5 separate regions of the Mus musculus genome follow, and regions 2, 3, 4 and 5 are each linked to region 1. Evidence: chromatin loops called from intact Hi-C (ENCODE). Cell type or tissue: left cerebral cortex. All regions are shown on one strand. Region 1 overlaps Myo5c (myosin VC). Region 2 overlaps Tmod3 (tropomodulin 3). Region 3 has its middle 39 kb from the start of Gm38678. Region 4 holds the start of Leo1 (Leo1, Paf1/RNA polymerase II complex component). Region 5 has its middle 6.4 kb from the start of Leo1.

Region 1 (5,000 bases):
CTTCTCCTGCCTGAGCGAGGCTGTGCAGGCCTCTCAAGTGAGCAAAGCTGTGTCTGCCTTAGGCCTCCTCACAGCTCCATTTGGCCCCTGGTCATCTATCTGTGTATGCTTGGTCCCTGCACAATCCTCAGAGGCACAAGCTACTTGCAGACTCAGCAGGTTCAGGCTTCGGATCTGAGGTTTGTTGTGCCTCAGGCTCCAGGTTTAGTTTGGGTTTTGGTTTTTACTGGCATCTTGAGAATACTGTAGTCGGTTTTGGGAGGGGGAGGTGTGTTAGAAAGATTAAAGGTTTATTAATATCTACAAAAAGAGATGAAACAGAAGTCTTTGCAGAGCATGGGTCTCTTCCTCAAAGTCTCCTCTTTGGGCTATTGGAGCAAATAAATCAAGGCTCTGGGTCAACATCCCAGCAGTGTGAGAGACTGCAGGAAGCTCACAGAGCCCCTGGGGCTGCCTCAGTTCTGACCAGACCCTGTAGAATAAGCAAAGTTTGTCTGTGTCATGTGTCTCTTTATAGTTGTCGTCTTAGTTCATCACTACCTGTTCAATTCATCAACAAGGAATTCAGTTTCCACGTACTTTGGGGCACCTGGCTTTTGCCGAAATACATTCTAAAATTCTTAAAACATGGACTGGAAAGATGGCTCCATAGTTAAGAGTGCTTGCTGAGCAACCAGAATCAATTCCCAGCACTTATGTAAGCTGGGTGTCCAAAGATACCTGTATCTCTAACTCAGAGGGGTGTGGCGCCCTCTTCTGGCCTCTGTGTGCAAAGGTGCAAGCATCGGGGTTCACTTCTGCATACACTTACACAGACACCTGCTTTCACACATAGAGACATGTAGACACAGACAGACAGACAGACAGACAGGCAGACAGACAGACAGACGATGGATGATTTTTAAATTTCTTGGAAGGCAAGACCCCTGGATATAGAAATGGTCCTTATCTGAAGCTTGGGGCCAGAAGGGTTTTGGTTTCAGTTTTCCATATTTTGGAGACTTGGTGTAGACATCACTAAGAGAATACCCCTCCTCCTGCAGTCCCAAACCCTAAATGTTTCAAAGATGGAAACTTCTCATTATCACACTGGTGGTGTAGTTCTGGATTTTACCATTTCTGATTTAATTTGGGGGTTTGGGATGCTCCACCCGTATTTTTTAAGGCCTTAATCAGACCTTGAGGGTGGATTTCTGAGAACTTAGAAGGGCCAGCACTTGACAGAATATGCCAGGTCTTTGCTGGGGGACATACATCCCACCCAGGGAACAATATGGCCCCCAGGCATGGCTTTGAGATCGCAACACTCCAGCACCTAGTGTGACTTGAAGTCCAGCCTCTCTGTCCTGTGCTCTGTGATCTTCATAGAGTTTCTCACACTGGGTGATCTAAGACATGGATTTTAGACTAAGAGAACAGGAAGCTGGCTACAGCGATGGCCCCAGTGGGTCCTAACACACCTCTTCCTTTGGTGTGGAGGTAGCTCCTCAATTTTTTCATAATATTGTATATTGTCTTGTTCAAAGACTATAAGAACAATTCTAAGTTAGATTTTCTCCTTTTACCATCTAGAGTTCTTGAAAAAGGTTTTGAGCTGAAAACACAAGCCTATGAGAAACAGATAGAGTCTCTGAGAGAAGAGATTAAAGCCCTCAAGGACGAGAGGTCGCAACTGCATCACCAGCTGGAGGAGGGACAGGTCACCTCTGACCGCCTGAAGGGGGAGGTGGCCCGCCTAAGCAAGCAGGCAAAGGTGTGTGCTGCCTTCTAGCTCCTCCAGAGATGCCCTTGATCTTCACAGAAACAGTAGAAATGCAGAGATTTGGGTACAGAGGGACCCCAGTGGGCTGTTCTTTTGTTAAGAGATTTATTAACACCAAAGAGGGGTTCTAAAGAGAGCTCAGAAGAGGCGTTGCTAGGGAACCCCTTCTTACAGATTCAGGCAAAATGAGGAGGATGGGTAGCCTGTACCCAGGTTATCCTGGATTCCTGGGTGGCAGGGGAGGAGGTATTGGTTCAGCCCTTTAGCTAAGTAAGATGTGTCCATCATACAGGAGGTGCCCCCTGTAACTCTGTCTTGCTAGGGTGTTTGGAAACAACCTTTGGGGAAGTGAGAGTCTGAGTCACAGAGGGTGCTCTCCTTTCTAGCCCCATCTTACTTTAACATCTATATATTCCCAAGGGATCAGACAACAGGAGCATCCATACAGACTGAAGGCACACAGCACCCGGGTACTCAGTTCTCTCCGTCCCAGCCTCTGGGCTGTCTGAAAATGTATTTCATATTTGAAAAGTCAGGTTCTAACACTCTAAGATTGTAACTATACAGTTACTTAAATAGATTGACTAAAAGAATACTACCTATTTAAGTTATAAATTCAGGTGAACCCTTATTGTTTATCATATTATAAACTTATGAATTCTTGTACTGAAGTGAAATTGTTGCTATCCACCATTTACACTGTTACATGAAAATTCACATGGGTGATCAGGAGGACTTCAGGTCTGGGGATGCAGCCTGATTAGTAGACTGCCTTTTTAGCACACAGGAGGCTCCAGCTTTGACTCCCAGAGCACCAAAGTCAGAAACAGTGTCGCACTTCTGTAATCCTAGCATGTGGGTGCTGGGAATCAAGCCCATGCCCTTTGGAAGAGCAGCCAGTGCTCTTAACTGTAGGGCCATCTCTCCAGGCTGATCTTAAATCGGGGGAACTGTGAGCCTGCACTTGGAGGGAGGCACCAGTAGATGTCACTCTCTTCCTCTGATGCTTTAAGAGGTCTGGTTTTCAGAGCTCTTGAAGGTCATTGTCAAGCTCTCTGTGATGCGATCTGAAGAAAATAAGGAAGTGTAAACATTACCTGAAATATGTAAAGAACCAAGAAAAGAACCAAGGCTTCAGCCTGGGCAGTCCTGTGAGCTTGACACATGATCCCAAATGTGTCATTTAACCTTCAGTTCATTTTCTAATCGATGCGGGCTCAGCTTGTTCCACTCACTTCGAGGCCTGCTAGGAGGACTAGGTGTCGAAGTGGAGCACTAGTATTTGATCCCCTCCCTCTCTGAATTGGGAGCTAGAACCTGTCAATACTCCGAATAACAATATTTGAGGAGGGCTTTTTACCCCTGCTACCCCTGAGAATATCTCTATCTGTCTTAGCTACAAAATATGAAAAATACCTTCCTCGAGATGAACTTGCAGAGTGAACAGAGGTGGATGCAGCCCCTTTAACAAGCAGAGATGCTCATGGGAAACTGTCCCTGGTGGTCTTCCCAGGCTGCTTAGCCTCCCCTGCCTCTGTGACAAAACGCCTCCTAGCAATGTACCTTCGCCTTCCGACCTGCAGTTTTACCCGTCTTGCCCTCTGCCTGTCTCATGGCAAACTTGTGATTGTTTCCTTCCGTTACAACAGGGAAGCTCATTCCTGCATCCAGGTAGGCCTGCAAACAGTTGCACAGTTGAGCTGCTTCAGGGCAAGATGTGAGGCTGTGAGAGTAGATAAGATTCCTGCTAGGAAGCCGCATGGAGGCGGGAGGCCACCATATGCTCTGTGACGGGGTGTGCCCTTGCCTGATGAGAAGTGTAACGGCTGTTTTCTCTGCACTGGATCTGTTTGCGGCTCTGATTTAGACCATCTCTGAGTTTGAGAAGGAGATAGAGCTGCTGCAAGCCCAGAAGATAGATGTGGAAAAGCACGTGCAGTCACAGAAACGGGAGATGAGAGGTACCAGGGGCATGGACTGGTTACTGGGTAGTCTGGGCAGCTTGCTAGTTGGATACCTAAGAGGGTGGCCAGCTGGTAGGCCGTAGAAACAACTGCAGAGATGCCATGGGGGTGAAGTCATGCCCAAATTCAATGTCTGCTGCTCTCTCTTTCCTTCTAGAACGGATGTCAGAGGTCACCAAGCAGCTTTTGGAGAGCTATGACATCGAAGATGTTAGAAGCAGGTAATCGATTTTACATTATCAGACATTTACAAATGTAAAACAGATTGGAGGCATGACTCGGCAAAGTGTTAACATGTGAGTGTGATCCCAAGAGTCCGTGCATTTCAGAAGAAGACTCACATGCGTGTAACCCACCAATGGGGAGGTAGAGACAGAAGAATCCCTGCACTTACCGAGAAGCTAGTGTAGCCTACTCAGTGAGGTCCAGGCCACTGAGAGACCCTGCTTCAAAATGGTCTTGGGGGTTGGAAAGACAGATGGTTTCGTGGGTAAGAGTGCTTGCTGCTCCTGCCGAGATCAGGTCCCTGCAGCCATGTCAGGTGACTCACAATCACCTGCAACTCCAGCTTCAAAGGGCATCTGATGCTGTGTTCAGGTCTCCACCAGCATCTACACACACACTCATACACACACACTCACACACACATGCACATTCACACACACACACTTATACACATGCACACTCACACATGCATGTGCACACTCACACCTACACACATGCACACACACTTACATACATGCACACTCACACACCTACACATATGCACACACACACAATGTGCACCCACACACATGCACACTTATGCACACTTACACATATGCACACTCACTCACTCACACACAATCTTTTATATAGCAAGGTGAACCACCCTGTAGGGACGACATACACAAGCCATGTAAAGGTGGGCAAGGCTTCTTTGCTCTCTTTCTTTGCTCTCCAGGCTCTCTGTGGAAGATCTGGAACATTTAAATGAAGATGGAGAACTTTGGTTTGCCTACGAAGGACTAAAGAAAGCAACTCGGTTAGACATTCCCTTGGGATTCTGGTGTGTTTGTTTGGCTTGGTTTGGTTTTCCAGAGACAATACAATGTTGAGAAGTTCACCTTGCCTAGAATTGACACGTGAAGTAAATTCTTATGGTAGAAGTGTCTAATAACCCCTAGAAAGACTCCTCTGAAAATGCAGTCGTTTGCCTAGTGAGGAGGCCTAGTGTTTGCTAACAACTGGTTACAGGGCTGGGGATTTGGCTCAGTTAATAAGAATGCTTGCCT
Region 2 (5,000 bases), 230 kb after region 1:
CCGAATGCACAGAGCGAGTCCATAGTAAGAAGTTAGAAAGAGAAAAGAAAGAAAAGAAACCAGCCCTAGGAATAGAGCTACTATTAAAACATTAAGCTGTATGCTGGAGAGATGGCTCAGAGGTAAGAGCACTAGCTGCTCTTGTGGAGGACCTGGGCTTGATTCCCAGCACCCTCGTAGTAGCTCACAACCACTTCCAGTCCTGGGGAAACCAACACCCACTTCTGGCCACCATGGGCGCACTGACATACATATAGACAAAACAGCCATTAAAAAACCCAGAAATGTAAACAGTATTAACTAAAATTCTTAAAAATAAATACATAAATGTCACTAAAAAGACAATTTATGCATAATATGTATACATTTGCATATAAATGGCCAGAATTATAGAACAAGATATATACCAACTTGTTAACAGCTGAGGGGGGTGGTAGGTTACCTAATGCTTTTGAATATAAACATTTACTTCTTTTTAAAAAAATTATTTCTGAGTTCACATGTGTGCTTACTTGAATATATGTATATCACATGTACTCAGGAGCCTATTGGGGACAGAGAAGGGCACCGGATCCCTTGACACTTAAGTTACAGGTGGTTGTGAACCACCATGTAGGTGCTGGGAACCGAACCCTGACCCTCAAACAAAAGCAGTAAACTCTTAACTGCTGAGCCATCTCTCCAGCTCTGAGACATTTACTCTGTAGTGTATTTATGACATACTTAAATGTGTTACAATAGCAAATATTTACCTTGAGTTTTTTTTTTTTTTTAAAACACCCTATATTTAAAAAAAGAAACTTTGTCAGAATTTCCATGCATTCCTTAAAAACTAGCAACATGAAAATAAAATGTCAACAAAAACTAGGTATGGCTGGTCTGGGGCTGTTCAGTGGTGGAAAGTTCATGTACTTTGTTTAAGGTCCTTTGTTGGATCCTCACTGCAAAAACAACTTGTTAAAAAAATGCAAATTTAAAAACCCTAAACTTGTGTAGCTTTTATACTGTTTGTCATTAGTATTTATGTGGCAAAAATGGTTCCCATTACACACTGCCAGGACTCAGGAGGCAGATCTGAGGTTCAAGACCAACTAAGGTTGTCAGGCAGTGGTGGTGCATGCCTTTAATCCCAGCACTTGGGAAGCAGAGGCAGGTGGATTTCTGAGTTCGAGGCCAGCCTGGTCTACAGAGTGAGTTCCAGGACAGCCAGGGCTACACAGAGAAACCCTGTCTCAAAAAAATGAACAAACAAACAAACAAAGACCAGTTAAGGCTACACAGTGAGACCCTGTTTAAAAACAAAAACAAACAAAAACAAACAAAAAGACTAAATTACTAAGTATTCTAAAAACAAAAATTATGAGTACACTATAGCTGTCTTCACACACACCAGAAGAGAATATTGGATCCCATTACAGATGGTTGTGAGCCACCATGTAGTTGCTGGGAATTGAATTCAGGACATCTGGAAGAGCAGTCAGTGTTCTTAATCGCTGAGCCATCTCTCTAGCTCTAAAATTTGATTTTTAAAATATTTATTTTACTTTATATGTATGTGTGTATGCCACATGTGTGGGGGACCTTGGAGGCCTGGAATGGGCACTGGATCCCTGGAGCTGGAGTTACAGGTGACAGTAAGCTAAAAAAGGTAGACTGGACTTCATCTTCCAGAACAATAAGAAGCTAACTAGCTTCCTTCCTTCCTGTTTTCTTTTCTTTTTTTTTGAGACAGGGTTTGTTTGTATATTATTGTCCTGGAGTTCACTTTGTGGACCAGGTTGGCCTCAAACTCAGGATCCACCTGCCTCTGCCTACTGAGTGTCAGGATTAAGGTTGTGCCTTGCTCCCACCACCTGGCTCGGGAAGCATTCTTAATTTTGAGAATATAAACATGAATCACAACACCTGACTAAATCTTAATGGCTTTCTTGGTAGTAATATCTTAACACATGTATATATAATATTTGGATATCTGGCATAATAACTACCAAAGTTAACACATGGAGGAAGCAAAGGATTAGAATCCACAAGGCATTTCAGTTACTCACTGGGAAAACGCTCTTGGTTGACACCGTTACTACTTCCCAGCACATCACAGAACGGTGTGTCTGCAATCAGATTGTGCATCCCAAGAATAGCTGCAGAGACAGAAGAGCGTTAGATTTCCACTTCTACCTGCTCAAAACCTCTTTGTTTTTACATGGGGCCTTGCTGTGTCTCAGGCAGGCCTCTAACTCCTGGGCCAAAGCCTTCCAGGTAGCTGTGACTATAGGTGAGCACAGCACCCAGTTTGCCAACAAAAACTTTAAGTATTTTAACATTCTTCAGACACTTCCCTACTAAACTGAAAATGGACACTACATCCCCAAACAGGAGGAAGGAATGAGGTAGTGGTCAGAAATCACCGACAACCTCTCATCTAGTCTCACCAATCCTTTGTTATTTCCTAGCATCTTTTAAGTTAGACTACAGGGTGAGTGAGGCAGGCTGGCCTTAAAGGAAAACCTGCGCTTAGCTCCACCTGGTGGCTAAGAGAGGAAAGTGAAAAGATGCTCTTACTGTTCACTGTCTAGGGTTGCAGGAACATAACACTATATATACAAAGACAGAGCAGAAGGCCGGGCATGATGGCACATGTGACTACGGTAAGTGCTGTTAAGTTCTTTCATTTAGAATAAAGCGGCATTGGCAGAAGCATTCAAATTCTTTGATATGCTCTCTGATGAGGCTTCTATTTACAAAGCCCCCCAGTGCTCTGCTCCGTAAGGAGTACACCACCTTCTGGAGTTGTGACAACACACGCTCTCTGCCGCCTTCCAAGGTTCTTCCCAGGAACCTCCACTCTACTTTCAAACACGCCATTGGGCTATGGGGTATGAGGGCCTTCCTACACGTCACATATTCACCCAGGAAAACGGGTATTTGCATAGTAAGTGGGGAGAGTGGCCTGGATAAGAAACTGGCCACGGGGATACAGAAGTCTGCAGTGTTCCTTGTCATTCAGCGGAGTTGGGGAAGTGACTACAGATCCTGGTTTCTATTTACTCTCCATAAAGCAGGGCAGAAGGTGACCCCGAAGGCTGTTCCTAGTGCTTAGTCTGCACAGGCTCACAGCTGATGGAAGAGCTTTTGTTGTTGCTAGAAAGACTAAAACACAGCAACATAGGAATGTCATCAAGTAAGACATTTTACCACTATAAAATTTCACCATAGAGTATGTAAAAGAATCCAACTGTTAGATTTATTGTACAGAGCAGGCTTTTGTCTAATGCATGGAGATGGGCCCTGTATTGCCTGCCCCATGCCATTCTCATTCAAACCCCTCCTCCCCAGCACCCCCGCCTTGGGAGATACCTGCAAGGTCGCACAGCTCTGTGTCTGAAGCACTTGTCAAAGCTTCTTCTAACTCTGGGTCGAGGGATATAGTTTCTTCTGTAAGAGTCTGCGCTGGCTTCTGTTTGGGGATAAAAATTTTCCCTGAAAAACAAAAGCATTTGTTACTTATCACTGCTGTCACTAAATCAGTGCCATCTTTGCCCCCTCACACAGGTAAGGCACGTGCAACTGAAATAGACAAGCAGGTCAAAACCAACACCTAACTGGGCAATGGTGACTCATGCCTTTAATCCCAGCACTTGGGAGGCAGAGGCAGGCGGATTTCTGAGTTCGAGGCCAGCCTGGTCTACAAAGTGAGTTCCAGGACAGCCAGGGCTACAAAGAGAAACCCTGTCTAGAAAAAACAAAACAAAACAAAACAAAACAACAACAACAACAAAAACCAACATCTACAGCAATATATTGGCTACACACGCTAGAAAGCAAGAATAACTGAAAAAGCTTCCCATCTCTGAAAATAAAAATGGCTACTTTTGTTTTCAGTTCTGAGATAGAATTTCACTCTGTGGCTCAGGCTGGCCTTGGACCCATAATCCTTTCATTTCAGCCTCCTGAGTGCACAATGCCCAGTTCTTTTGTGGAGAAATTATGAGTTATTTCACAGATTCTGAATCAATATTTAAATGAAGCTGGCTGAGTAATCATTAAAGCACCGGGTACTTAAAGCAGAAAGAATGGCAGTGAGCTCCAAACCAGCCACACAGACACACTACACTACACACACACACACACACACACACTACACACACACACACACACACACACCACACATACACACACACCCGAAATCCTAAAATGTATAAAAATGAAAAAGGCATCCAATTTCTTACTACAAACTGTTAATAGTGACTTGAGGAACAGCAGAGACAATTCTAGATACTCAAGTTCTAATTTAATCGCAGGGAAATGTCTCTATATCCCAAGGGGTGTCCTAAAACTCAACAACTGTTCCTCTGAGGCAAGAACACTGGCTGTGAGGACACAGCTGTGAGGGAGGGAGATGCAAGTAGCACAGGAGTTCAAGGTTACCCTGAGCTTATGAGAGCTCTTATCTCAAAAGAAAGAAAAAACCCCTTATCTCACATCTCTGTCTAAACCTTCCCACCTCTTTATATTATGCTTCTATATGCTTTTCCATTAGATTCCTTGGTTATTTTTTATAATTAAAGATTTACTATTATTATTGATTTTTTTTCTTTGTTTGAGAAAGGTCTCTCTTTGTACCTCTGGCTACCCTGGAACTCACCATGTAGACTAGGCTGACCTTCAACGCACAGAGATGCTCTTGCCTCTGCCTCCTGAGTGCTGAGCCACTTTGAGAACATACCAGGAGCTTCCTTCCTGTCAAGGACTCAGGGATTTTGGAGAAGCTGCATACTTTCCCGTGACCCCTGCCCCTGACACATAGTCCTGACTGAAAGTCTCTAGGGAACAGGCAGCTGTTTTCCACCCCCCACACCTGGCTCTTTGTGCCCTGGAGGATAACTTGACCCTTGCTTACCTCATCTGCTTTCCGCTCTATGGCAGGAGGATGGCCTGGGAAAAGTTGTAGCTCTGCTGCCCTTCCCCCAGTCTCTCCCAGCTGACAGCAAGCCTTGGGGAGT
Region 3 (5,000 bases), 380 kb before region 1:
ATATCACAGTTGCTGGAAGTACCGGCCACACTGAGACCCCATAAAGCTGAGTTAAAAACAAAAAGGGAAAGGCAGCTATGACTTTCATAACATGCTTTAGAAACTTCCAGGACACTGCTGGGAACCTGGACAGTCACACACATCTATCCAGAATACTTCCTGGTGTTCACAGATTATAAACAACAATCACATTGACAAAACACAGGCTTCTAGATGAATACTGGGCTGTGGAACTGGGAGCTGAGCTAGGAGAAATCAGCCTGAACAAAACCAAACACCTTCCTACCAGTGACTGGTAATCAAAGTGGAAACTTCTAGTTTCTTTGGACAGTTAGTTATGTCGAATGATGGTTTGCTGGGGCACACAGGTGAAAGGATGTCTTGCTAAAGCAGACACGGATAAAAGGATGCTTTGATATAGCAAACATGTGAAAGAACCCGTGATGAAGGAGTATAAATATGACCCCACAGACAGTGGGAGACAAGCAGAGAGCATTGGTTTGGTTTGCTCTGCCTTGCTATTCTTTGTTAATGATACACATATACTGGGTCAGCTTACATTGAGTTGTTGACCTCAACTTGTGATAACGACACCATTGAGAGAAACTTGCTAAAGAACTGCTCATGAGGTTCCTGAGACAGCTTGCAGCTTCTGAGGCCTTGCCTCAGGCTGGTTAGCGAGCCTTGCGTTTCCTTGAGGATTGAGCTACGGCAGCTAGTCTATTCATGATGTCTGCTTGCCGAAAGGATTGGGCTGTAGCTGCCAGTTCATGTGTGGTGTCTGCCTGCCTGGAGGACTGGACTGATGCTGCTGAATCCTACTTGGTGTTTGCTATGGGACTGAACTGCTGAGAAAAAAGATTGAGCTCGCCCCCAAAGAGCTATTGCTGAACAGGTCCACGTTCCCCATATCCTAATGACTTTCCTCTTCCACTACCTCTGCTGGGGGGTGGGCTAGAGGAGAGGTTGAACCCTTATTATAAGTAGGTTGCAAAAAATATATATGCCTACAGTTAATATTTGTAAACTTGATTGTGAACTTAACAGAACCTAGGATACCAGTCCCTGGGCAATCTGTGTACACCCATCCCAATTATGAGTGGCACTCTTTACTGGGACAGTTGAGGTTTAGTATGTTGCTATGTGTTGTAATGCTAAATACTGGCCTGGTGGCCCCCAGCGATGAGGAGAGTCTAACGCAAACTCAAGTGATGCTATGTCATCTTGCTGCCAAGTTATGCCCCATTGATGAATACAGATGCCTACAGCTTATCGCTGGGCAGAAGACAGATGGGTCTTGTTTTGTTTCCTGGACTGGGGGTCTGAGGAGACATCAAGGAGGAGGGAGAGAGAAGGTGGGGAGAGGAGAAGACTCTATCGGGTAGGTGAGTCATAAAAACATGGCCATGAGACCTGGCCAATTAGAATTAAGAGCTGCCCAGATGAAACATGGACCATGCAACATATATAGAAAACGACTTGGAAATACAAAGATTAGCTAGTAATTGGCCAGATAACCTGGGTAGATATTTCTCAAAACAAGGCACACAAATGGCTAGCAAGCACATAAAACATGCTTAACATATTAAATCACTAAGGCAATGAAGATCAAAACCGTAATGACACATCACTTTCTGGCAGCTAGGAGAGCATTTTCTTTTTAAATCTAAGCCTTATGGCATATGCCTGTCATATAGCCCTGGGCAAGCAGAGAAAGGGGGACCATAACAAGGTCAAGGCCAGCCTGATCTACACAGCAAGTTCTAGGCAAGCCAGAGTTACTCAGCAAGACCCTGTTTTAGAAATGAATAAACCAAAAATAAATAAATAAAGCCTCAACTCACGTTGGAGACTCCCTAGAGGAATTTAAGTTTCATCATGTCATTGACCAGAGTGTAAGAAGTTCAGGAACTTTAGAGACCAACCTGACACTTTCACATCAAGTTCTTCATACAGTTTCCATTTGCACTCGTAACTAAAAGAACGAAAAAAGGCCCGGTCACAATGAAGCATGCATACAAATGCTTGTCACTATAAAATCGGTTATAAAAATCAATAAGAGGAAATAAGCCCTAGATAGCAATGGAAGGAAATTGGAAACATAGTTAAAACATTATGAGTTCTGTGTGTGTGTGTGTGTGTGTGTGTGTGTGTGTGTGTGTGTGTGTGTATGTGTGTGTGTGTGTGTGTGCGCTTGGCTTTGTAACTCAAGTGGGTAGTCTCCAGCTTAAACTTTGTAAATGACCATGTGTCCAGGGTCAAAAGGCTAGACAGGCTTGGGCCTTTCCTTAATCTTTCCCAGAGCTCTGCGTCTTAGTTATATCGACTTTGACCACTAGATGGCAGCACTTGACCACATGCTTGTCAACAAAACTCGGAAGACCCAGGGATCAAAAAGAGGGAGGGCTGTAAAATGTTGAGATAACTTCTGCTCACATTAGAGCAGGTGACATCACTGTGTGATGTATAATAACTACAAGGAGATGCAGTTTTTATGGACATTTAGGTGACGAGGTACAAAAGAATGAGGCAATAAACAGTGATGTCGAGTTCCGAGGCTAAATTATCTACCCCACCCACCACACCCTTCCTCCTCTTGCAGCCTGCACTGTCCTGAAGGAGCCCAAGAGAGGGCTTGTCTGGTGCTCTCAGAGGACTCCCCAAGTGCCCAAGGTCACACTTCTGAAAAGTAGCAAAAGGTACTCCCAAATGTTTTAGTCCAATAAACTATATATCACATCATTTTTTTCTCATTTTTCCTTAAGTCATTTTTAAAAAACAAAATTATAAACAAATTTATGTAAGTTTATATTTGTATTATAGATAAATGCACTACCTGTACATACACACACACACACATTTTCTCCCCTATAATTGTACACCTGGGATGGGTTCATTCAATTTTCTCACAAACCAAATCTGCTCACTTCAGCATGAAGTTGTTCAAGTCAGCACCCTGCCCTGGTGAGCTCAGCTCTTTGTTAGTTGCAGAGCCCTGGGAAGCCAAACAATGTGTTTAAAACACCCAGGCTATCTGGGTACGAGGGTACACACACCTGTATCCTAAGATCGGACAGTGACCCGGGGGGCGGGGGATGGGGTTGGCTGTGAGTTCAAGGCTAGGCTGGGATGCATGGCAAAACACTGTCTTAATGCTCACCACAGACACACACACCAAAAGCAAGCAAGCTACCAAGTGTCCACTGAAGGACTTAACCTTAATCTAGCTAGGACCTTGGATAGGCACATTTTGCTCACAAAGCAAGAACCCCTTTAACTATGAAGGAGGTGTGTGGCTATTAGGACACATGCTTTCCAACACTGAGCGCCAAGGAGTCCTCGTCAAGCTGGGTTGTGCCAGCCGGGCTGAACTCCAGGGAGGACTAAGCCATAGGTGTGTTTATCATTCCTATCGGTGCTCAGAACAGAACCCAGGGCCCCCCTCGCACACGCTGAGCAAATGCTCCTACCACTGGGCAACACTGCCAGCCCTAAAGTATACTTTAATAATATTGCAGGTGTTGCCTTCCCTGCACAGAGATCCTTCTGTTTCTCATTTTTTTTTTCTACCCTGCCCAGCCAACCTTGTTCTTTCCCTTCATGGAAGTGGAAGGGCGATGGTGCCGAAATGTAAGCCCAAAGTCTCTGCTATGTCCCAAGCTTCTCCCAGAGTGACCTCCATCACCAAGCCTCAAACCAAACAAACAGAAACGGAAACCTATTTAAAGACATCCTTTCTGCCACTCCTAATCCACAGCCTGCTGCTAACTGGTGGAGGGGCATCCCTGCCTGCTCCCAGAGCAACACTGGAATACCCAGCTATTTCTCACCTGCTTCCTAGCAGTGTGGGACACCCAGTCCTCTCTGAGTGAACAGAACCCAGACGGTCTGCGGCTCAAACGTAGGAGATGTGAGGGTAGATTGGGGATTTCTTTTCGCTTGTATTGGTTTTGTTTGAGGCAGTCTCACTATGGAAGCTAAGATGGAACTTAACTAGGCAGCCCGAGATGGCTTCCAATTTTGCCTCTTCCTGCCTGAGCCTCACAGTGAGTGCTAGGATTTCAGGTGTGCTCTACCTCAGCCAAGCACAGATGAGCTTTTTGGAGTTGACTTCATCCGTAGTTTCTTGGTTCCTGTTGAGAACATCCAAGGCCACTGTCTGTGAATCTCAAGGTTTATTCCAAACTGCACAATCCAAGAAGTCAAGGCCAAGTTTATACATTCTCCCTCCTGAGGCTCTCCGGAGGGGTTAAAGGCATAGCTCTGAGGTCTGTGTGGCTGGAGGAACTAAAGACTCTAGAGAGAGACTTCAACTGCCCTCCCACCCTCGGGTGAGTCCTCTGATAATATTAACACAGAGCTTCCTGCTACCTCTGAAGTGGGTCCCTGAACTTGGGAGGCCTGGAACACATGATGCAAACAAGGGTGTGCCTGTCTCTTGCTGCAGAGTGCCTTGCCATAGCTCCGGTGAGTGTGAGAGGATGTGGGTCAGAGGCCTCTCCAGACTGTGGTGCAAGAAGCCTCCTGTAACACAGGTCCTGCCTACACTAGCCAGCCGACTGAGCAGAACTCAGCCACTCACAGAGGCAGCACAGGAGAGCTGTGTGTGTGTGTGTGTGTGTGTGTGTGTGTGTGTGTCCGTCCACAAACACTTTAGTTTGCTCTTCTTTTCTCCCCATGAATCTGGCCCCACTTGTGACTATTAACACCTGCTTTCAGGTCGCCAGAACAAGAATAAAACTGCAGCACAGCCACGCGTACCCTGGTCTTGTCGCCTTCCTTTTAAAGGCTGAAAATTCCAGGGAAAGGGAGAGAAAGTTGGTTTTTAAACTCGGTTCACATTTTAAAAAATAAAAATAAAAACACGTTTCTGGAGTCGAAATAACATCTTTCATAGTTAACCAAATTAACTTGTGCATTTATATCCTCGATACTATATAATTTGCAGTAAATGTTAAAATTTCCCAAATTGTCCCTAAAAATGCTCTTTATAGTGAGAT
Region 4 (5,000 bases), 160 kb after region 1:
GGCTGGCTGGAGAGGTGGCTCAGCAGTTAAGAGCATTGACTGCTCTTCTGGAAGTCCTGAGTTCAAATCCCAGCAACCACATGGTGGCTCACAAACATCTGTAATGAGATCTGATGCCCCCTTCTGGTGTGTCTGAAGACAGTTACAGTGTACTTACATATAATAAATAAATCTTTAAAAAAAAAAAGTTCAATAGGCCAGCTTCAGCCACAAAAAGAATTTGAAGCCAGTCTGGGCTACATGAGATCCTGTCTCTAAAGTGAAATAAAATAAGTTAAATGTGAAACACTTATGGTCCCAGCACTCAGAGCCATTTCTGAAACCCCACACCCCTAACACAAATCTAAAACTGCTGATGAATTTTAAGTGATTATTTACATTATGGCCAAGCAGATCATATTGGGTAGGCTATCAACAGCCACAGTCTATTTCCTCCCATTTTTCACACATAAAAAACAGTAATATAGTAGAATATATCTTCTAGCAGTGGTTCTCAACCTCCCTAATGCTTTGACCCTCTAATATAGTTCCTCATGTGTGGTGGCCCCCAACCATAAAATTATTTTGGTTGCTACTTCATAACTTTTTCTTGCTACTATTGTGACTCATAAATATTTTTGGAGAGAAAGATTTGTCAAGGAAGTTGCAACCCACATGTTGAGAACCATATCCATCTTATAGGTATGTTGATCTATAATCCCTTATCTATAATTCTAAAACCAAAAAAGCTTAGAGATAGGCTGGAGAGATGGCTCAGTAGTTAAGAACACTGACTGCTCTTCCAGAGGTCCTGAGTTCAAATCCCAGCATGATACAGTGGCTCACAACCACCTGTAATGAGATCTGACACCCTCTTCTGGTGTGTCTGAAGACAGCTACAGTGTGTGGGACTGGAGCAAGTGGGGAAGGAGCAAGCAGAGGTCCTGATTTCAATTCCCAGCAACCCCATGATGACTCACAACCATCTGTACAGCTACAGTGTACTCATATACATAAAATAAATAATCTTTTTAAAAAAAGCTTAGAAATGGAGACTTGGAGAGATGGCTCTGTGGTTATGAACACTGGCTGGGTTGCACTGGTTGCTCTTCCAGAGGACCCAGGTTTGATTCATAGCACTCACATGGAAGGTAACAGCTGTCTCTAACTCCAGTCCCAGGTAATGTGATTGATGCCCCTTTCTGACATCTTCAGGTACCAGGTATGCATGTGGTGCACAGATATGTATGCAAAGTAAAGCACCCATGCACATTTAAAGAAATAAAATTAAAAATAAATTTATTTTAATAAATGTAATTTAAAGAAGAGATCAGAAATGAGCAAATACTGCCAGAAACTAACCTAATACTACTGAAAGCTTCATCCTTAGTAATCCAGGCTGTCTTTGTGGCCCCAGCTGGCCTCAAATTCTCAGTTGTCTTCCTGCCTCAGCCTCCCATATTGGGATTTCTAGTCCTAAATCTTTTATTTTTCCCCAGTGCAGATTGAATTTGAACCCTCACTCATAATAGGCAAGCTCTGTACAGAGCTACTTTCCATGTGCCTAGAGGCCAAAGGCCGATTTCCAGTGTATTCTTGAAATGCTCTTCACCCCACCAGGCAGCACCTTACTTTTTTTTATTTTTTTTCCCCCAGACAGAATCTCTATGTATAGCCCTGGCTGTCCTGCTGTCCTGGAACTCGCTATGTAGACCAGGCTGGCCTAGACACCACCATCCAGCATCTGTATTTTAAGACAAGGTCCTTTATTGGACCTGAGAGCTGGGATTACAGATGTTGGAAGCCGTGCCTGAGTTTAAGTAGGTGCTGGATTTTCGGAAAACAGATCTTTAGTCTTTAAGGGCAAGTCATTTACCGACAAGCGATCTCACCAGGTCTTTTTTTTTTTTTTTTTTTTTTTTTTTAAAGATTTATTTATTTATTGTATGTAAGTACACTGTAGCTGTCTTCAGACACTCCAGAAGAGGGAGTCAGATCTCATTACAGATGGTTGTTAGCCACCATGTGGTTGCTGGGATTTGAACTCCAGACCTTTGGAAGAGCAGTCGGGTGCTCTTACCCACTGAGCCATCTCACCAGCCCTTTTTTTTTTTTTTTTTTTAAGGGTGGGGGTTCTCAAGGATCCCACGCTGCTCTTGAAGTTGCTATGCAGTTGATGATGAATTTGGGTTTCTGACCCTTTGCTTCTAGAGTGCTGGATTACAGGCGTGCACCACTAACTACTCCAGGCTAGAGCTCTCAATGACTTATTTCTTATTCTTCTGCCACAGGATCTACGTATGTAGACATATGCTGGCTGGCTGGCTGGAACTCGCTTTGTAGACGAACCTGGCCTGGTATTCACAGAGATCTGCCTCCCCAGAGCAGAGCGACCACACCCACCCTCAACTATTTTTAAGAAACCTGGCCGCAGCTGACAGGTCGTAAACAAGTCTGACCCGCATCCCAAGCTCCGCACAGCGTGCGAGCGGGCTAACGGAGTAGCGGGCGAGCGCAGACACCGGGGCGGGGGTGGAGGGGGTGGGGGCGGAGCCAGCCGAGTGCTGGAGAAAACTAGGTCACAAAAGTAAAGTAGGTCTTTGTGCGGCTCTTTACGACACGTCGTGTTTGGACGGGTCTGGCCGTAAAGCAGGCTCGAGCCGAGCAAGCCAAGGCCGCGGACCAAGCTGCTATGGCGGACATGGAGGACCTCTTCGGGAGCGAAGCTGAGAGCGAGGCCGAGCGCAAAGGTGCGGCGGACGGGCGGGCGGGCGGGCGGGCGAGCTCCGCGGATGGGCACATGGGGCGTCGGGTTGCTTTTCGGCCGGAGGCGCGGCGCCGGGCAACGCGAAGTCCCCAAGCTCTTGCCCAGCGCCCCCTGCATGCCCGGCGGTGCCCGCCTCTCCCGGGGAGACCGCCGCGGAGTCAGTGCCTGGAGGATCAGGGACCGGCCTGGACTCCTGGGGGAGCAGAAGGGAGGACGTGTGGCCTGCGCCCCTCCGTGCATACATGGCCAATTGAAAGGGTGGCTGGCAGTGAATGAGTGGAGACATGTTCAACTGCCCATCGGGCGCGGTAACGCCCCGTGTGAAAGGGCGAGTTGATGGGAGAGTGTAGATGCCCCTGAAGGGTCTGGGAGGGATCAGGTTGGAGTTCTACAGAAGGACTACGCACTGGCGATGGGTGCCCTTGGAGAGCCTGTGCGGAAAGCCAGTTTCCTTGTCTGTGATGTAAGAATGGGGAAACTTGTGGAGTGTTTGGAGAGGAGTGACAGGATTTGGTGATGAATGAATGAATGATGGTTCATGGGGGGCATTTCTGGCACAGGTCTACGAATATCTGAATTTGAGATGTGAATAGAAGAATGAGGAAAGATCCGAGATGAACTTCAGAATTCTTGCAGCCCCCCCAGGCCCAAATTAACTTCTATACATGTCATTTTCCTTGCCCCTCCCCCCATTCGTCACCAACTCCAGTTTGTATGTAATTACTCCAGTTGTGGAGGGAGCACTAAGTAAAAGTACAGAGAACTAAACTCTTCCTGTGCCCGGCTTTGCTCATAGTTTATTCTCTGTGTCTTCGAGGCACAATTCTGTGTACACCTTCCCATGTTTTCCATGAAGCGTTTCATTCATTCAGTAAACAAGGATCCCTATCATCTCCTGGCCACCTTGCTAGGGGTTGGGAATGTAATCATGAGAAGACAGGTTCCCGCTCCCCAGCTTAGTGCTTAACGCTTAGTGCTTTTTTGCATCCACTGGTGAAAGCGTCGTTTAGTAAGATGTACCTGTAGTGCTTTCTCATAGCCACCCATAGCTTAGGGAAGTGGAGTGTACAGATGATTGCAGTTCTACGCTTTCTTCCCCTCCCCTTTCTTCCCTTTTAAAAACTTCTTTTAAGGTCATGGCAGTTTTCTTCCATTTTACCATTGAGTTAGTGGACTCTCCAAGACTGACTTTCAGGGTCTGGTGTCCTGTCTTTGACAACTGCTCTTAGTCTTGAAGTTGCTACGGATGTGACAGGGTAGAACTTGGTAGGTCTGCCTGATTGTCTGCTTACCTGCCTGCGTGCCTCCTTCCCTTTCTTTCCCCCTCTTTCTTCTACTGGATCTGCTGTGTATGTTGCCTTTGTTGGCTTTATACTCCCGATTCCACTTCCTCAGTGAGTGCTGGTCTTAGTTAGATGTGTACCTCCACTTCCAGCTAGTACTACTACGTCCTATTTTCTATTTCTGCTATACGTTGATCTTGTGACTTGATGCTATCCTGATGCTGATATGTTTTCTGTCATTGTTTTTGTGGCTCCTTTAGGGTTTTCTACATGTGAAACCATGCCATGGTGATTAGAGATAGTTGTACTGTTTCTTTCTCTTGCCTATTTATTTACCTTGCTATGGCTGGTACTCTCTTTATGATGTCGAATGGGACTTGCAGAAGTAGATATTGTTCTTGACCTCAGAAGGAGTATGTCTAGGTTTCTAGCATTGTTTATGGTTTATAATCATCGACTCTGTAAGGTCTATAATGTCATCCCCACTTGCATTCTTGACTTTAGTAATTTGAGTCTTGCTTTTTTTTTTCTTGTACAGTCTGCCTAATGGTTTAATTTTGTTAATGTTTTTAAAGAATGAACTGTTAGCCAGGCATGATGGTACATCTCTGTAATCCTAAAACTCAAAAGACAATAGGCAGAAGGATTGGCACAAGTTTGAGGCTTGGTCTACATAACCAGTTGCAGGCAGGCCAACTGAGACTACAAGAACTTATTTAATGGAGGAAAAAAAAATCCAACTACTGGTTTTAAACTACTGGTTTTATTGATTATCTACTTTGGGCTTTCTTACTTTCTTTTTGTTTTTGTTTTTTCAAAACAGGGTTTCTCTATGTAGCCCTAGCTGTCCTGGAACTTGCTTTGAACTCAGACTGTCTGCCTCTGTCTCCCTCTGGGATTAAAGGTGTGCACCACCACACCCGGCTCAAGGGTTTGTTTTTGTTTTTTTGACAACTTGATATGTTTAGCTG
Region 5 (5,000 bases), 150 kb after region 1:
AGTCATAGGTGTGTACCGCCACGGCCCACAGGATGTCTCCTGAAACATTTCAGAAACAGAACAATTGCAACATAAGACGTCTCTGTAATCTCATATCCCAGAGGAAAGCTTTTCTGACAATTCAAAGTATATTCTTCAGGTCATCCTGCCCCCTCCACCACCACACACACCCATCCACCACACACACACAATAATATGTTCAGGTAATTGTTACAGGAACGAAAGCACGGTGCACACATATTCTTTCTCTGCTTGCTGTGAACAGAGAAGAAAGGGCATTTGAAGATAATTCATCTTTTGGCAGCACACACATACACACACACACACAGACTTCCCTAATCACATTCTGATCACATGTTTTAGAAAAATCACCCTTTCTAACCACATAATGGCCTGTGCTGAGAGAAGAGAATGGGGGTGGGGGTTGGGCGGGGAAGGGGGAGAAGAAGAGGGAGAAATTTGTTTTTTTTTTTTTTGTTTGTTTTGGGGTTTTGTTTTTGTTTTGTTTTAAACAATAATCAGAATAAACCTAGGGAAGACAAGGAGAAATAGCTGAGGCGTGAGAAGGGCGTTTACTGCGCTTGCAGAAGACCTGAATTCAGTTTTCAGAACCAACATCAGGCAACTTACAACCGCCTGTAACTCAGGCTCCATTGGATTGGCTGCCCTCTTCTGCATTCTGTGGGCACTGTACTCACATACTCAGGCACATACCTATACATACACATATGCACATGACTAAAAAAAAATAAAAGCTAGCTTCAGGGTCTGAGGGCATAGTTCAGTTACCATGTGACACGTGTATGGCACTGGGTTCAATCCACAACATGACAAAATTAACTAAAAACACCATGCGGTGGCTCATATCTGTTACCCCAGCACTCAGTGGATGAAGCTCTTCCAGAGGTCCTGAGTTCAATTCCCAGCAACCACAAGGTAGCTCACAACCATCTGTAATGGGATCCAATCCCCTCTTCTGGTCTGAAGACTTGCTTCTGTCTAGAAAAATAACTTGTAATGATTAACATAGTTGGGCTGGTGAGATGGCTCAGCAGATAAGAGCACTTGACTGCTCTTTTGAAGGTCCTGAGTTCAAATCTCAGCAACCACATGGTGGCTCACAAACACCTGTAATGAGATCTGACGCCCTCTTCTGGTGTATCTGAAGTAGCTACCGTGGACTTATTTATAATAATAAGTAAATCTTTGGGCCAGAGGGAGCAGGGACTGAGCGAGCAGAGTTGACCAGAGCAAGCAGGGTTGACTGGAGTGAGCAGAGGTCCTAAATACAATTCCCAACAACCACATGAAGGCTCACAACCATCTGTACAGCTACAGTGTACTCACATACATAAAATAAATAAATCTTTTTTTTTTAAAAAAAGAATAACATAGTTTCTAAAAGTCTTATGGGTTTGGCGGCATCATCTGTATTCTATTTTCCTTTGCTTAGTTTTTCTTGCCATTTTAAGTCTAAGATTATAATCTATTCCTCCACTAAGTAGTAGATAATGGTGTGTGCAGATGCAGCCTGTTCGGGAGAGAACCTTCCTTTGCTTGAGGCCCTGGTTTGATTCTCAGTATTCACACAATGCAGCAGCAAGACAAACTCCTATGTTCCCACATTTGAAAGCTGAGAATTTACCCACACATCAGTGTGAGTCATGATTAACTAAAATGTCACACCCGCTCAAGGTAAGGGACATCCCCAACTGTCATTTCCTGGTAAGTAAGGGAATAAATTACAGTCGAGGAAACAAAACCTTCAGTGGACTCTTTAGGGGAAGTGTCCCATTTTACATTTTCCTAAAACGGTAGCAGCTGTTCTTTAAAACTGAATCAACAGCCAGGTGTAGTGGTACTTGCCTGTAACCCCAGTTTTTTGGAGGTTGAGGCTGGAGGATCGTGAGACCCAGGTTAGCCAGGGCTCCCTAATGAGAGGGCTCTCTTAAAACAAAACAAAACCCACCAGGAAACCAACAATAAAACCAATAACTATCACCCTCTTGTGGCCTTTTGCCACATTACTGGTAAAGCCTTCAATGCTTTTGTAATTGAGGCCTGAAGCCAGTCTCCTCCCAGTGACGCCCATGAGAGAGGAAATATACAGGGCCAGCGGAGCAGGCACAGGAGTTCCCACCCTCTGCTGAGATGGCATTCTGTGTTTACGCAGGATTCTAAAATAACCAGTTAAATAAGGAAATACACCAGACAGATTTAATCTGGGCAGTGCCACTATAAGGAGACTGTTTCAGTTTTGTCTTTGGGCCAAGTCTATTTTATTATATTATATTATATTATCTATCTATCTATCTATCTATCTATTTTTGAGACAGGGTTTCTATGTGTAGCCCTGGCTGTCCTGGAGCTCTGTAGACCAGGCCAGCCCTTTTAACTCAGAGATCTGCCTGCCTCACCTCCTGAGTGAGAGAACTGTCTCAGGAGCTGGATAGGAGTATGCCTGGGCTACATGAAACTGCCTTTAAAAACAATCATGCTCGCCGGGTCGTTGTGGTGCACCACACCTTTAATCTCAGCACTCAGAGACATGATTTGTAATGCGGTTGCATGATGGGTGTGTGTGTGTGTCGGGGGTGCCTTAGCGGGTCCATGCTGGGCCATCTCCCCTGAGGTATCAGCCATATGACAGGTCTAGTATAAAATGAAGTTTATTTGGGACAAGGGAAGGGGGTGCGGGGAAGGGAGTAGAGGCAGAGAAAGAAAGGGGACAGAGAAGGACAAAAAGAGAGAGGAAAGAAAGAAGGGAAGAGGCTGGCCAGGAACACATGAGCGGAGAGGAGGGGAAGAGGGAGAGGAGAGAAGAGGAGAGGGAGAGAGGGAGAGGCCAAACAGTCCTTTTATAGAAAGCCAAGCTCCTACCTGGCTGTTGCTAGGTAACTGTTGGGCGGAGCCTAGAGGAAAAGCTAAGGGTCAGGAGGGATCTCTGAGTTTAAGGCCAGCCTGGTCTACAGAGCGAGTACCAAGACAACTAAGGCTACACACAGAAACCCTGTCTCCCTTCAACCTTCCCCAAAGCACATACGTTGCAAGGGAGTAGATTTTCCTGACTTTGACTTTCTCCCTCATGTTTTAGAAGTTGGGAAGTGTTCTCCCACTTTTGTCTCCATTTTGGGAGCCGGAGTGAGACAGGGTTTCTCTGTGTAGCCCTGGGCTGTCCTGGAGCTTGTTCTGTAAACCAGGCTAGCTTCGAACTCAGAGATCTGCCTCCTGAGTGCTGAGATTAAAGGCGTGCTCCACCAGTGTTCAAGACCAGCCTAGTCTACAGAGCCCACAGTCAGAGGGGTAAACACACACACACTTAACCACTGAGCCATCATCCCTCTAGTCCTCTCCCTGTCCTCCTTAACACCACGATTTCATTAGGCACTTTAAAGATGTCCTTTCCTCTCCTTTCCCCTATCTATTGTCCTCTGGTCTCTCCATCCGGGTACTGGGTATTCTTACAGCTGTCACTCTCCTCCCGTCGGGTCCCGCCTCCTCCGCGGGTTTCTGTCTTCTAAGTCCCCTCCCCTTGCTACTGAAGCAGCTGACCTCATCCTGCCTGCTGGCCGAGAGGTCTTTCCAGGACACAGTTCCCTGGTAACCCTCAACAGGCAGGAAGTAACTAAAGCCAGCCTCTTCCCAAGCCCCTTTGCGTCGGAGGGAAAGGCTCCTAACCAACAAAAGAGCCACCTTAATTTCTCTCCTAAGAAACGCTTTCTGATTTAATAACGTTCTTCTGTTTGATGTGGTTTGTTTTTCCTCTTTTTCTCCACATAAATACACATTTTCATAGGAAGTGTACCCAGACACTTTCCACATTCATCTTTTCTTGTCTAAACTCTCATTTACATCGGAAATTTACCAGGGCTTTGAAGTAGACAATAGAACCTCCTAAAAACCCAGTTGATACATGGCAGTGGGGGAAAAAAAATGAGGGTTAAGGACAGAATAGTTGTCATTATTTTGAGAAAAAAAGCTTAAACTTAATTTCGGGAAGTGTCTGTTTCTAAATACCCAGAAAACTCTTCTATATGGAAACTAGCTTCATATCCAAATACGTTTTATGGTACCAAGTGTGTACACACACACACACACACACACACACACACACACACACACACACACACACACACGAGGCCTGGGGCGGGGAGAGGCAACTAATGTGACTTTCAGTTTATACTACATTATGCATTTCTGCTACAATTATAAAAACAATTGTCAGAATCCCCCTTGCCAAAAGTCAGTTTACTTTCTATTGTAACATTGACTCGAAGTGATTTGGGAAGGAAAGAGCCTATTTCACCTTCCAGTTTACATTCTATCTTGAAAAATCAGGGCAGAAACTCAAGGCAAGGACTGAAGGGGAACCACGGAGGAGTGCTGCTCCCGGGCTTGGCATATGACAGAACTACCTGCCCAGGTAGTATTACTTACTTACATTATTAAATCAGAAAGCGTTTCTTAGGAGAGAAATTAAGGTGGCTCTTTTGTTGGTTAGAAAAGGGGCTTGGGAAGGGGCTGGCTTTAGTTACTTCCTGCCTGTTGAGGGTTACCAGGGAGCTGTGTCCTGGAAAGACCTCGACCAGCAGACAGGATGAGGTCAGCTGCTGTAGTAGCAAGGGGAGGGGACTTAGAAGTAATACCACCTGCACAGGTGGTATTACTTACCACCCAAAATGCACTGGGCCCTCCCACATCAACCATTAATCGAGAAAATGCCCCCACAGCTTACCTACAGGCCAGTCTGATAGATGCATAGTTTTACTTGAGAGTGTGTCTTTCCAGATGACTCTAGCTTATGTCAAGTTGACAAACAAAACCCTAACCAGCTTGCCACATTAATAGGAAAAACACAACACAGTCTGTCCTACGAGATAAAAATAAAAATGCCCTTGCTTATTCTAATATATTCCCATTGTAGGAAAGTGTAGAAAACAGAACAAAAGAAAATCTCTGCACTCAGAACTAATTATGCACCACTGGCATTTGGTAACTTT

The links. Peaks named below come from ENCODE experiments on the same cell type or tissue, not always from the same donor. Only the 100,000 strongest peaks of a DNase experiment are listed, where the experiment ranks them.
Region 2: it touches region 1 in a loop (4-fold over the local background); 11 of 42 quality-filtered maps call a loop at or near these places.
Region 3: a loop joins it to region 1, with 5 times the contacts of the local background. A loop is called at or near these places in 21 of 42 quality-filtered maps.
Region 4: a loop joins it to region 1, with 6 times the contacts of the local background. A loop is called at or near these places in 10 of 42 quality-filtered maps.
Region 5: it touches region 1 in a loop (10-fold over the local background); 10 of 42 quality-filtered maps call a loop at or near these places.

Annotation. Positions count from the first base shown.
Region 1 is chr9:75,280,264-75,285,263 of GRCm38, forward strand. Myo5c (myosin VC) reads left to right here. Exons shown (of 41, transcript NM_001081322.1): 25 at 1,573-1,753; 26 at 3,630-3,723; 27 at 3,884-3,947; 28 at 4,670-4,750. Among named protein-coding and RNA genes, the nearest start is that of Gnb5, 24 kb to the right of the region's middle. In left cerebral cortex, CTCF peaks have their summits at 752 (motif pointing left) and 2,736 (motif pointing right); DNase peaks (open chromatin) are centred at 755, 2,752 and 3,566; H3K27ac peaks cover 254 bases.
Region 2 is chr9:75,513,119-75,518,118 of GRCm38, forward strand. Tmod3 (tropomodulin 3) reads right to left here. Exons shown (of 10, transcript NM_016963.2): 4 at 3,355-3,477; 5 at 2,049-2,138. Among named protein-coding and RNA genes, the nearest start is that of Tmod3, 44 kb to the right of the region's middle. In left cerebral cortex, a CTCF peak has its summit at 2,532 (motif pointing left); a DNase peak (open chromatin) is centred at 2,535.
Region 3 is chr9:74,902,709-74,907,708 of GRCm38, forward strand. No RefSeq gene overlaps it. Among named protein-coding and RNA genes, the nearest start is that of Gm38678, 39 kb to the left of the region's middle. In left cerebral cortex, a CTCF peak has its summit at 2,343 (motif pointing right); a DNase peak (open chromatin) is centred at 2,341.
Region 4 is chr9:75,438,907-75,443,906 of GRCm38, forward strand. It overlaps Leo1 (Leo1, Paf1/RNA polymerase II complex component), which reads left to right and starts at 2,618. Exons shown (of 12, transcript NM_001039522.1): 1 at 2,618-2,729. The coding sequence starts at 2,672. In left cerebral cortex, a CTCF peak has its summit at 2,870; a DNase peak (open chromatin) is centred at 2,598; H3K4me3 peaks cover 1,525 bases; H3K27ac peaks cover 1,137 bases.
Region 5 is chr9:75,432,582-75,437,581 of GRCm38, forward strand. No RefSeq gene overlaps it. Among named protein-coding and RNA genes, the nearest start is that of Leo1, 6.4 kb to the right of the region's middle. In left cerebral cortex, CTCF peaks have their summits at 1,199 (motif pointing left) and 2,016 (motif pointing left); DNase peaks (open chromatin) are centred at 1,674, 2,054 and 3,545; H3K27ac peaks cover 299 bases.